Regions from separate parts of the Homo sapiens genome. Here all the other regions are linked to region 1. A link is a contact called in ENCODE Hi-C or POLR2A ChIA-PET data. All regions are on one chromosome and are shown on one strand. The core of a region is the stretch at or near the end of the contact, and the rest is flanking DNA. Distances in the headings are between cores, read along the strand shown.

The links. A loop is a pair of places that touch in the nucleus more often than their neighbours do. ChIA-PET counts read pairs that join two places held with the same protein, here RNA polymerase II (POLR2A). Pooled maps may share reads with other maps.
Region 2: a map of naive thymus-derived CD4-positive, alpha-beta T cell shows a loop between it and region 1 (7-fold over the local background). The contact joins the promoter of MZB1 here to the promoter of UBE2D2 in region 1. A Hi-C loop is called at or near these places in 1 of 168 maps with a recorded cell type or tissue (naive thymus-derived CD4-positive, alpha-beta T cell), 3 of 37 single-sample maps with no recorded cell type and 12 of 50 pooled maps. POLR2A ChIA-PET finds 5 or more read pairs at or near these places in 7 of 52 experiments (GM12878, HepG2, OCI-LY7 and 4 more).
Region 3: a loop to region 1 is called in a map of B cell, with 2.0 times the contacts of the local background. The contact joins the promoter of PSD2-AS1 here to the promoter of UBE2D2 in region 1. A Hi-C loop is called at or near these places in 1 of 168 maps with a recorded cell type or tissue (B cell), 4 of 37 single-sample maps with no recorded cell type and 11 of 50 pooled maps. POLR2A ChIA-PET finds 5 or more read pairs at or near these places in 7 of 52 experiments (B cell, H1, activated CD4-positive, alpha-beta memory T cell and 4 more).

Annotation. Positions count from the first base shown.
Region 1 is chr5:139,559,520-139,563,135 of GRCh38, reverse strand. UBE2D2 (ubiquitin conjugating enzyme E2 D2) reads right to left here and starts at 1,797. Exons shown (of 7, transcript NM_003339.3): 1 at 1,321-1,797. The coding sequence starts at 1,344. RefSeq lists enhancers at 632-751, 842-891, 2,052-2,221 and a silencer at 1,362-2,021.
Region 2 is chr5:139,388,096-139,391,580 of GRCh38, reverse strand. It overlaps MZB1 (marginal zone B and B1 cell specific protein), which reads left to right and starts at 1,668. Exons shown (of 4, transcript NM_016459.4): 1 at 1,668-1,901; 2 at 2,996-3,120; 3 at 3,450-3,485. The coding sequence starts at 1,725. It overlaps PROB1 (proline rich basic protein 1), which reads left to right. Exons shown (of 1, transcript NM_001161546.2): 1 at 1-989. RefSeq lists a silencer at 482-531 and enhancers at 1,502-1,911, 1,888-2,435, 2,436-2,983, 2,984-3,485.
Region 3 is chr5:139,744,246-139,747,762 of GRCh38, reverse strand. It overlaps PSD2-AS1 (PSD2 antisense RNA 1), which reads left to right and starts at 1,540. Exons shown (of 3, transcript NR_105053.2): 1 at 1,540-1,569; 2 at 2,504-2,593. It also overlaps a transcript of PSD2 not described here. RefSeq lists an enhancer at 1,023-1,670 and a silencer at 3,194-3,517.

The DNA.
Region 1 (3,616 bases), core at 548-3,047:
CATCATTCAGAATGGATAACCCCAGTACCTACTTCTAAGTAGCTACAGGTATAGGCCGTGTGCAGTGGCTGATTGATGCCTGTAATTCCAACACTTAAGGGAGGCAGAGACAGGAGGCTAGCTTGAGCCCAGGAGTTCCACACCAGCCTGGACAACACGGCAAGACCCCGTTCTCCACTAAAAGGAAAAAGATGTATTGAAGAAAAAAGTAGCTACCGGTTTAATATAGCCAATCTGAGTAGCCAAGTGAAACACCAAACAGAAATTAATAGTGGTGCCTCCCTACTTCTAAGAAAAAAAACATGAAAGTGGCACTAAGAGGTTACAACATCAGAAAGGGAAAAAAAATAAATTTTAAGCCAATCTTATAGTCTAGATGTATTATTAGGAAAACCTCCTTATTGATAACTAAATAACCCTTCACTTTAAAGAGCAAAGAAATCCTTTTTAATACAAAATCTAGTAAAACCCCTTCCCAGTTAAGAGTCTCGGTAAACATATCACCTAATAGCGTCAAGTCCATTTTGCGAAGAGGCTGTGAAAGGAACTTTTGTATAATTTCTCTGGTGGTTTTCAATGTTCAGGTTTCTACCTCTACCTTTGCCAATGTACAGCTTTTCTATTAGATCCAATCCTGCAAAACGGAAGTGTTAGTTTCTAACTACATACAGCAACCTCAAGGAATAAAATGATTCTCCCTCTACTTCCCTCCTCCCTCATTAAGTCACCTTTTTTTTTTCTTCTGAACTTCCAACTCTTAACAGTTTCTGGACAAGCAGGGTGGACCGATGTGTGCTGCCACCCAAGAGGTAAGTGAACTCAGGATATACTTGTGGATCGGGCAAAACGGCTTCCTCTGTCAGCCCGAGCTCAGGCGGTTTTGTGGAGGGAGCTAGGGCAGGTGTGGGAGGAGGGAACAGAAATGGGGCGAGAAGCCCTTTCGACCTCTGTCGAAGGGGCCGCCCAACGCCCCAGCGCCCCCCTCGGCCCCAACCCCGCCATCCTGGCCCGACAATGGCCCTCAAGTGCAGCGGCAGTCCCAGACTGGAGAGAAGCCCTAAGAGTCCACACCATGCGGGCCTGGAAGGGCAGCCGGGGAGGAACGCTGAGGCCGCGAGAGCACCTCCGGCCTAAGCGCGGGCTGCGCGCCGGGGCCTCCACGGGCGCCATCACTGGGAGTGGGGTATGGAGGCCGCCCCGAGGGGCCAGCACCGGCAGCAAGATCCAAGGAGGCCGCGAGCCCGACGGAGACTACGGCGGGAAGTGCAGGCCGCAGCCTGCTCAGCTGGCCAGCAGCGCAGCCGACCTCCGGCCGCTTACCTTGTGGATTCTCTTCAGAGCCATGGTGGGAGGCGGGTGGCGGCGGCCCCCGGGGCGGGGACGGGGGCGGGGAAGGGACGGGGAAGGGGCTAGGGAGCCTGAGGCCGCCTCGGCGATCTCGGTCGGCAGGAGAAGATGGAGAGTTGAGGAAAGCGGGTCCGGCGGGACGGGCTGAGGGCCGGGGCCCACTCAGCTCCTGGGCCTGCCGCAGCGGTCACCGCATCACCCGGCGGCGGCCCCTTTATTCGCCGCCGCCCTAGCCGCCACCGCCGCCGCCGCCGTAGCTGCCTCTTCCTCCCAGGATCAGCGCCGCCTCCTAAACCGCCGCAGATCCCTCCGCCAGAAAGCAAAAGCCCAAGCCTCGGGCTCGGCCGGCCTCTCTTGGTCGGACAGCCGGAGGGATTGCCTGTCTTCCTCCCTGCTGCAGGTGGACCGAGGGACGCGCGGGCGGGCGGGCTGCGCCGCCGGGGTGGGGCCGTCGGAGCACGGGGTGGGCCCGACCGAGGGGCAGGTCGGGAGGCGCGGGGATTGGCGGGCCAGGGGAGGGAGGGCCGAGCCGCGCCGGCGGCGGAGGGATACGGGCCGCCCCTGTGAGTAAGCTACGCACCGCCGTCGCCGCCACGGCCCCGGAGGGCGTGACGCTGCGAAGCCCTGGGCGGAGATCTCGCGAGATCTAGAGCGCGAGTTCTGCAGGCTCCAGCGCCGCGACCGTTGACTTCATTGCTGATGGAAACCCACGCGCGTGTCACAAAAGATCAATAAATATTAAAAGGCGAATGTTGTCCAGATCTCACGACCGTCCCCGTACTAGTCCCGGGAGGAGGCACTTAGGCCCACTGCAGCGCTCCTGAAGGAGGAAGGGACTTGGCCAAGGTCACAGAGCTCTTCTGAAGTCCTGGGACTTAGCACATCTCTTTCCAGAGGCCGCGTGGCTACAGCTCGGGCACCTGCCACGAGGGAGATGTCTCATAGCCGCTCGGGTTGCAGTGAGATTGGCCTTCCGGACCAAGGCCCCAGATGGAGAGGATTTGAATGTTGTGTTCTCAGCCACTGGCATGTATGTGTGCCTTCGAGGTGTCCAGACTCTGCTCAGCTTAGTGAATTGCAAATTGTTACAAGCAAGCACTGTACCAGCTGCGTCAGAAAAAAAATCACAGTGTGTGCCCCAAATAGTTAAAACCAACGGCTGGGCGCGGTGACTCACCCCTGTAATCTCAGCACTTTGGGAGGCTGAGGCTGGCGCATCACCTGAGGTCAAGAGTTCGAGACCAGCCTGGCCAACATGGTGAAACCCCATCTCTACTAAAAATACAAAAATTAGGCCGGGCACGGTCACTCACGCCTGTAATCCCAGCACTTTGGGAGGCCAAGGCAGGCGGATCACGAGGTCAGGAATTCGAGACCAGCCTGGCCAACACAGTGAAACCCCTTCTGTACTAAATATACAAAAATTACCCGGGCATGGTGGCAGGCGCCTGTAGTCCCAGCTACTCGGGAGGCTGAGGCAGGAGAATCGCTTGAATCCGGGAGGCGGAGGTTGCCGTGAGCCGAGATCACGCCAGTTCACTCCAGCCTAGGCAACAGCAAGAATGCGTCTCAAAAAAAAAAAAAAAAAATAGCCGAGAGTGGTGGCAGGTTCCTGTAAACCCAGCTACTGGGGAGGCTGAGGCAGGAGAATCGCTGGAACCCAGGAGGCAGAGGTTGCAGTGAGCCGAGAGCACGCCATTGCACTCCAGCCTGGGCGACGAGCAAAACTCCATCTCCAAAAAAAAAAAAAAAACCAACCTCGTGCTCCAGATACCCATCAGGAGGGTCCGCTGAAAATCAAACCTAGAATATTTGGAATTGTTTTTTAGGAGATGGAGACAAAAAGCTAAATCACTGAGCACCTACCCTGTGCCCAGCCCTACACCATGACTGGTGTGAGATACGGAGCCAAGCCAGGGCTAGAGGCCTTACACAGGAGAATAGTAAAGAATATTTTGCTGGGAGGTAATGCCCACATTCTGAAATCTACCCCTGGCGTTTTCTGATTCTAAATGTCTCCTTTTCGCTACATCCAGAAAGGACCTTGCAGATCATTGATTCTAGCTCCTGAATTTATAGAGAAGAAAAAACTGGAGCCCAACTAAGGGAAGGATCTTGCCAAAAGCCACACAGTAGGTGAGTGGCAAAGCTCATACTGCCTCACCTACTGAGAAGGTTGGACCATTAGGACAGAAGCACCGTGCACCCAGTGAGAGAAAATTGTATCCAGTGGTTCAGGGTGGGTATAGTTGAGGTTGAGGGTAAAATG
Region 2 (3,485 bases), core at 419-2,918, 170 kb after region 1:
GGCCAGTGCCCCTGGTGAGGTGGCAGGAAGGACTCTGGCTGTCGAGTCTGCTCTTAGGAAGAGGAGCTGAGCTTTGGCCCTGGAGGTTACTGGGGGGAAAGTGGCCAGTACAGCCCAGGCCAGGCTGGCTCCGAGAAAGAGCTAAGGCGGGGGACAGCAGGTGGAGGCAAAGCAAGGAATACAGGGAGGGCCTGGGTTGGGGGTTAGCCTGGAACTTGGGGTGGGAAGATGGGGAGCCTGGCCCTCAGAGCTGAGCTGACTCATTTTTGGGCCAGGGGTGGGGCTTCAGTCCCCCACCCCCTACATCGGGAGTAGGTGAAATGGTCATCAGGAAGCTCTGAGAAGAGGGAGGGTTGGGCTCTTGTCCCACAGGAGCCTCTTGACCCCTCTGTGTGGCCAGAAGGTGGGTTAGGGCCAGCAGTAGAAGCGATACCCCTGGTGGAGTATCCAGAGGGATCTGAAGCTCTTGGCAGGTTCCACTCCCCAGTAACAGATGTGGCAACAATGGCCAGAGAGGGGCTGGCCCTACAGACCAGTCACAGCAAGGGACAGGGCCCAGAGCCTGCACTTCAGTTGCCCTGAGATTCCAGGAGCCTCTGAGGGAGATGAGGGGGGTCTGCATGAGGTGGGAGGTGGTGTGCGTGGGGGTCTGTATATAGTTCTGAACCGGAAATGGCTGGCCCTTGCCAGCCTGGTGTGTGATGTGATGAGTTTGGGAAGGACAGTTTCCATGAGAAGCAGTGGCAGGGATGGGGATGGATGCCTTCGTTGTTCCAGGCCTGTCAGGGGGCCCAGGTCCCTAGCAGTCCCTGCCCTCTGCCCTGGACTGGAAGCTGACTAGGAGAGCTACGAATCAGAACAACTGGCCATTTTCTAGCTGGAGATGCCAGCTCCGATGGCATGGAGGGCCCTGGGGCCACCCCAGGTGTCTTTACCTCATCCTGGTGTGTAATAAATCACTGACCATGGAGCCATCATGGCTGAAATAACTGGTGTGAGGTGCCTGATTTCCTGCCACAGCCTCTCAACACCCTCCACAGTGCCCTTCCACGCCTGGGTATGGCCTGGGTGGAGGGGACCTCAGGGCTAGGGAAGGAGACCATGTGTGTCTTGGAAACACTGTAGCATCCCTGTCTCCCTGAACTTGCCTCCCAGGAGGCTGGCAGCCACACCTCATTCCTTCTGGTGGTTGAGTGGCCAGGGAGCCTTGGGGTCAATCAGGCTTGGGTTTCTCAGCATGGCCCCTCTAGCTATGTGGCCTTGGATTTGTCACCTCTCTCTGAGCCTTTGTGTCGGAAGAGGCAGAATAAACATGACAGTCTCATTTCTCAGAAAGGTCAATGAAACAAAAAAAGATGACGGCAGCCAACCAACTCTTCCCACAAGGCACTCAGCACAGTGCCTGCCACTTGGCCAGATCACAGGATGTGGGCAGTATCGGCCCCTATGTGTTCCTGCCTAGGCCCAGCCCCTCTCCTTGCCTCAGTGCTCCCTATCTGTGAAATGGAGCTGAGATGGCTGGAGCCAGGGTCCAGCTAGAGGACAATGCCCACGTGGCATCTTCGGGGCCCTGGAGGAGGGAGTGGGAGGAGGATGGGAGGGGTGAGGTGTCAGTTCCCCATTGGTCTAGGCCAGGTGTTCTGTGGCGGTCCCCACACCACACAAGCACACACACATCTGCACCTCAACCACAGACTACACTTGCTGAACTGGCTCCTGGGGCCATGAGGCTGTCACTGCCACTGCTGCTGCTGCTGCTGGGAGCCTGGGCCATCCCAGGGGGCCTCGGGGACAGGGCGCCACTCACAGCCACAGCCCCACAACTGGATGATGAGGAGATGTACTCAGCCCACATGCCCGCTCACCTGCGCTGTGATGCCTGCAGAGCTGTGGCTTACCAGGTGAGTCCTTCACCACTGTCACCCTGCCCTGCTCACACCCCTTCTCAAGCCAGACCCCTCCACCCACCTCACATTCCACCACCGGCCTTTGATCCCCAATCCCTACCACTGGGCATCAAGCCACAGATGCAGCCTTTCATATATTCCATGCCTCAGTTTACCCATCTGCCTGCCTAACAGCAGACAATCTGGGAGACCTCCTCAGTATTTTGAGACCCCAGGGAATCACTCACTTGTCCTTAGACTTCTCCCTTTCCAGGCCCATCCTTGAGTCCGGACTCCCTCCCCAACCCTGACGGGGCGGCTTTGGCTATGTGTACATGGTGCAAGTGCACACGTGTGAGCGCCTGCACGTGAGTATGCGTGTGTCTGGCTTCACACACACACCTGCTGAGCATGCCTGCGTGCCAGTGTCTCTGTGAGGTGGGGGCCTGGGAGTACTTGTGTGATTGAATATTGGGCTCCAGTTTTTCTTACCTTGCTCTTGTGGTTTAAAATGGCACGTGCCGGCCGGGCGCGGTGGCTCACGCCTGTAATCCCAGCACTTTGGGAGGCTGAGCGGGGCCGATCGCCTGAACTCAGGAGTTCGAGACCAGCCTGGCCAACATGGTGAAACCCCGTCACTACTGAAAATACAAAATTTTAGCCGGGTGTGGTGGCACATACCTGTAGTCCCAGCTACCTGGGAGGCTGAGGGAGAAGAATCACTTGAACCTGGGAGGTGGAGGCTGCAGTGAGCTGAGATCGTACCACTGCACTCCAGCCTGGGCGACGAACGGCGTGAGACTCTCTCTAAATAAATAAATAAATAAAAATAAAATGACACTTGCCACTGGGCAGGTGTGCCCTGGACGAGGGACCCCAGTGCCCAGGCCTCACCTACCACTTCAGCATTTCTTTCCCATCCCCCATCCCCATCCCAGAGAGCTTTGGGGGCTGGGGGAGGGGCCATGCAACAGCCTCACAGGTGCTTCCTGCTCAAACGGCTCTCTTGCCACTTTATTTTCCCCAGAGACTCTGCTCCTATCCTCCCCACCTCCCCCTAACTGAGCAGCAGTCCTGAGGCCCTGCCTCCCAGTCCCTCCTTGTTCCAGATGTGGCAAAATCTGGCAAAGGCAGAGACCAAACTTCATACCTCAAACTCTGGGGGGCGGCGGGAGCTGAGCGAGTTGGTCTACACGGATGTCCTGGACCGGAGCTGCTCCCGGAACTGGCAGGAGTGAGTTGCCAATCCTGCCCCCCACCTCCCTCCTCCAAGGGCAGGCCTGGTGGGTGGAGATTCCCACTCAGCCGCTCACACAACACACACACTCCTCTAGGACTCTGGTCCAAGGGAGGGGCTGGCTGGGATGAAGTCTGGGCTCTGGAGCTGAGAGCAAGTGGGAGAGCAGAGGGCCAGTGGACAAGGTCACCTTGTGACCTTGGGCCAGGGGCTTTCCCTCTCTGAATTCCACAAATGCCCAGCATGTCCAGCTTGCTGTGGAGATGGGTCTCTCCCTGGCTGGGCTCCTGCCAAAACTGTACTCCTCTCCTCTCCACTGCCACCAGCTACGGAGTTCGAGAAGTGGACCAAGTGAAACGTCT
Region 3 (3,517 bases), core at 291-2,790, 180 kb before region 1:
TGGAAGCCGTTCCACTCGAGCAGATGGCTGTGAAACTTTGGCGGCGAGATAAATTGGGTCTGACGGCGTGAGGCCGGCTCACAGATGGGCGGGATTCTCACGCCGGCCCCCACGTCCGGCCGGGCTGCGGGCAGGGCCGACACCGCTCAGAGCCCCCTTTGGGCACCCGCCTCGCCAGCACAAGCCTTCAGGAGGCCACCCATCCGGCAACAGCCTTCCTCAGCCGAAGGCGCCCTCCACCACATTCCTTCCGGCCCCAGATCTCCCCAGAGACGAGCCCAGAGGGAGGGACAGCCCCCAGCCCCCGCCCGGTCACCTCCGCCAAGCTGGCAGCTGGGCTTTCCCCCTCCTCTGCCATCCGCAGAGGCCTGAAGCGTGAAGGTTAACAGCTGGGGGGGAGGCTGCGTCTCCCTCTCTCACCCCCGCTCTGCTGCAGCCCCGCCCACCTGCCAGCCCAGGGGATGTCGTAAACAGGGCTGTGAGGTGTGTGTGTGTGCGGGGGGTTGGGGGTAACTGAAGGGGGGGAGACAAGAGAGAGTCAGACAGACAAAGAGAGGAACGAAAATGAGCAAGAGGCGAGCGGAGACCTGAGCAGAGACTGAGGGACAGAGACAGCTAGAGACAGAGACAGGCAGAGAAAGAAATGGAGATGGAGATGTGGAGATAGACACGGAGACACCCAGAGAGAGAAGGGAGGGAGGAGGAACCTCAGAGCCAGAGAGGAGACACACAATGAAAGTGGGAGGAGGGCGAAGGACCGGGCGAGGGGACAGGATACTGGCAGAAATGCAGGCTGCCTCGAGCTGCGGACGACCGTGGAGGGTGGGGACGAGCCGAGGTTGGGAGCAGGGTGCGACCCTGGGCTACCCTCACTCCTGCACCCACCACCAGGGCTGGGAGCCAGAGCGAGGGAGCGTCGCTGCCCCTGGGTGCGCCCTCCATCGCTACGCCACTTGCCCGCCTCGGCTTCCCCGGGAGCGCTAGATGAAGGGAATGGCGGGGTTGGGGAGCCGTGGGGGTCAGGGGGTGCTGCGCGGCCATCACACTGCCGCAAAGCCAGCCTGTCTAGCAGCCTCCCTCGCGCATCAGTCCAGCGGGCAGATATCGATCCCGCCCAGCCAAGCTCTATACTCGCGGCCTGCAGCCCGTTCTGTGGCGGTCCTACAAAGAAGCGGGGGTGCCTCACTTCTCGGGCCTCCCCCGCGGGGGATTCTGTACCAGAATAACACCCCCGGGGCCAGGGTCAGGGCGGCACACTCGCCCCCGCCTGTCCCAGCGCGATCCCATTCGGCGGGCCCAGGTAGCCTGCGGCAGGGAGAAGGCTCGGGTGACCCCCCAGCCCCGCCTTCTGCAGGGCGCGCGAGGCCAGAGGAAAAAATCTTCGCTGAGTTGATGAAGTTGAAGTTTCGTTCAGGGCGTGAAGGAGACAGCCAATCAGCGGGCCGTTATTTACATGGGCTCTCTGATTGGCTCTCACGGTGCCTCTTTAGAATGTTACTTTGAGACCTTCACAGAACGAAAAGCCCCCCGCTGGGGGTGGGGGAAGGCTCAGAAGCTCCAAGGTTTCATGTAGGGCTCCCCAGGCCAAGCTTTGAGGGAAGATGGGGAGCTTAGATATAGTTTTGTCCAGCTTTCACGATACAAATGACCAACTTGAGTCTGGAGAGACAGAGAGGTGGAGCTTGGCCTGGATCCAGGAGATGAGTTCGGCCTAGCGCTCTGCAGTGGGCCCACCACCCCTGATACCTAGACGTGTGGTCACCTTGGCGGTGGGGAGGAGGGGCTTGGTCCTGGCAACCCCTCTCATCCAATAGCAAGAGAGGGGCTGATTCAATGGTTTGAGGGGGCAGGAGCAGGTAAACCTGGCGGTGTCGGTCTTGTTTGTGACCGGACAGTGTGGGTGGTACCATCATGTTGGAAACCCCGCAAATAATGCAGCCCCAGAGGCAGGCCAGGCTGACCCTGAGGTCATGTTTCACTTGACAGCCTGGGCAGGCACACGTGAACACAGGAGACCCCCAGGCGGGGGCCTCGGGGCCTCAAGAAGTGGGTTTGCTCTGAAGGGAGTGGCACTGGGCAACCCGCAGCAGCTCCGCACTGCCCCGCACCCGCACTACCGCATCCAGCAGACACTGAGTCACTCTTGGGGACGGGGGCGAAGTCAGGACATTGGCAGCTAGGAGCAGAGAAGTTCTCTCAGAAGGCCTCCACCCTGCCTTCCCCACTGCGTCGGCCCCGCCCACCCATGCTGGGAAAAGGGCCCCCTGGGGTTGCCATTCGCAAATCCTGCCCAGTCTCCTGGCCCACACTCCTCCCCAGGCGACTCAGCATAGATGACTCAGGACTTGGAGTGGGGCTGTTAATGGGCAAATGTGGTGGTAGGGGGGCCTGAGTGTGTGGCCGAGGCTGGAAAGTCCCTCCACCATCTGCCTGTGGCAAATTGAGGGACAGGTAGGAGAATTCACTCTAGTGGGGTTCTAACCCTGCCCCAATTCTTTCACAGTGACACAGCCTGGAGACCCAGCTCTGTCACTCAACTCTACATAGCCTTCACCCAGAGCCTGACAGTGTATATGAACAAGAGGCTGTGCCTGTGAGTACTTGCGTGCCAGCAGCTGGCCTTGTGACATGCCCCTGTGGGACCTTGGGCTGCAGCATCAAGTGCTAGGGCAAACACCTTGTTTGCAGAAGACCCAAGGACCCCACAGCCAGTGCCAGGACAGCTAAGAGACTCCACCACCTGCCACCCCCCAGAACTTACCCTGCTAATGAACCAAACTTGCTGTGTGACTTTGAGTGCAGCTCGCACATCTCTGGGCCTCAAACTTCTCTGTAAAACCATGCCCTCCTGAATGTACCATTCCCAGTGGTGGCAGCTGCAGAGAAATCACAATAGCAGGGGCAGGGTCCAAGAAGGGCCTGAGAAGCTGGTTCAGCCTGTGGTCTGGGAGCCAAGTGGGGCAGGGACAAGATTGCCAAGTCCCACGGTTCTCACCAATTCTCATAATCTCATCTCTCCTCTTGTCTTCCTGCCCGCCTCATAAATAGCAGGAGGCTGGGCTGGGTCTGGGGCAGGAGCGGGGAGCTGCATGTGTGCATTTGTGTGTGTGTGTGTACACACACATGGGGAGGGTGTGAGAGCCTTCCCCCCACCCCCGCCGCTGCCACCATCGTGCTCTGAGAAGCTGAGATAATCCCTCGCCATCTGTCTTGTGTTGCTAACCCACTCAGCCGGACAGCTGCCCGGGCCACAGCTCTACAGGCGAGCAGGCGGGGGAATGAGGGGCATGGGGGGAGCTAGCCAACTCTGAGGACCAGGCAGCAGGGACACTCAGTCCTCCCATCCCAGAATACCCCTGCTCTAGAAAGGGAAAGTAAAGTCAGAGAGGGGACAGGCAGGACTTCCCCCATTCCTGCTTCTGAACCTGGGAAGGATTGGAGGAGTGGAGACCATTCCCTGGTCTGGGAGTTGGAGGCCGAGCCTCCCAGAATGCAGGAAGGTGATACAGGATCACCG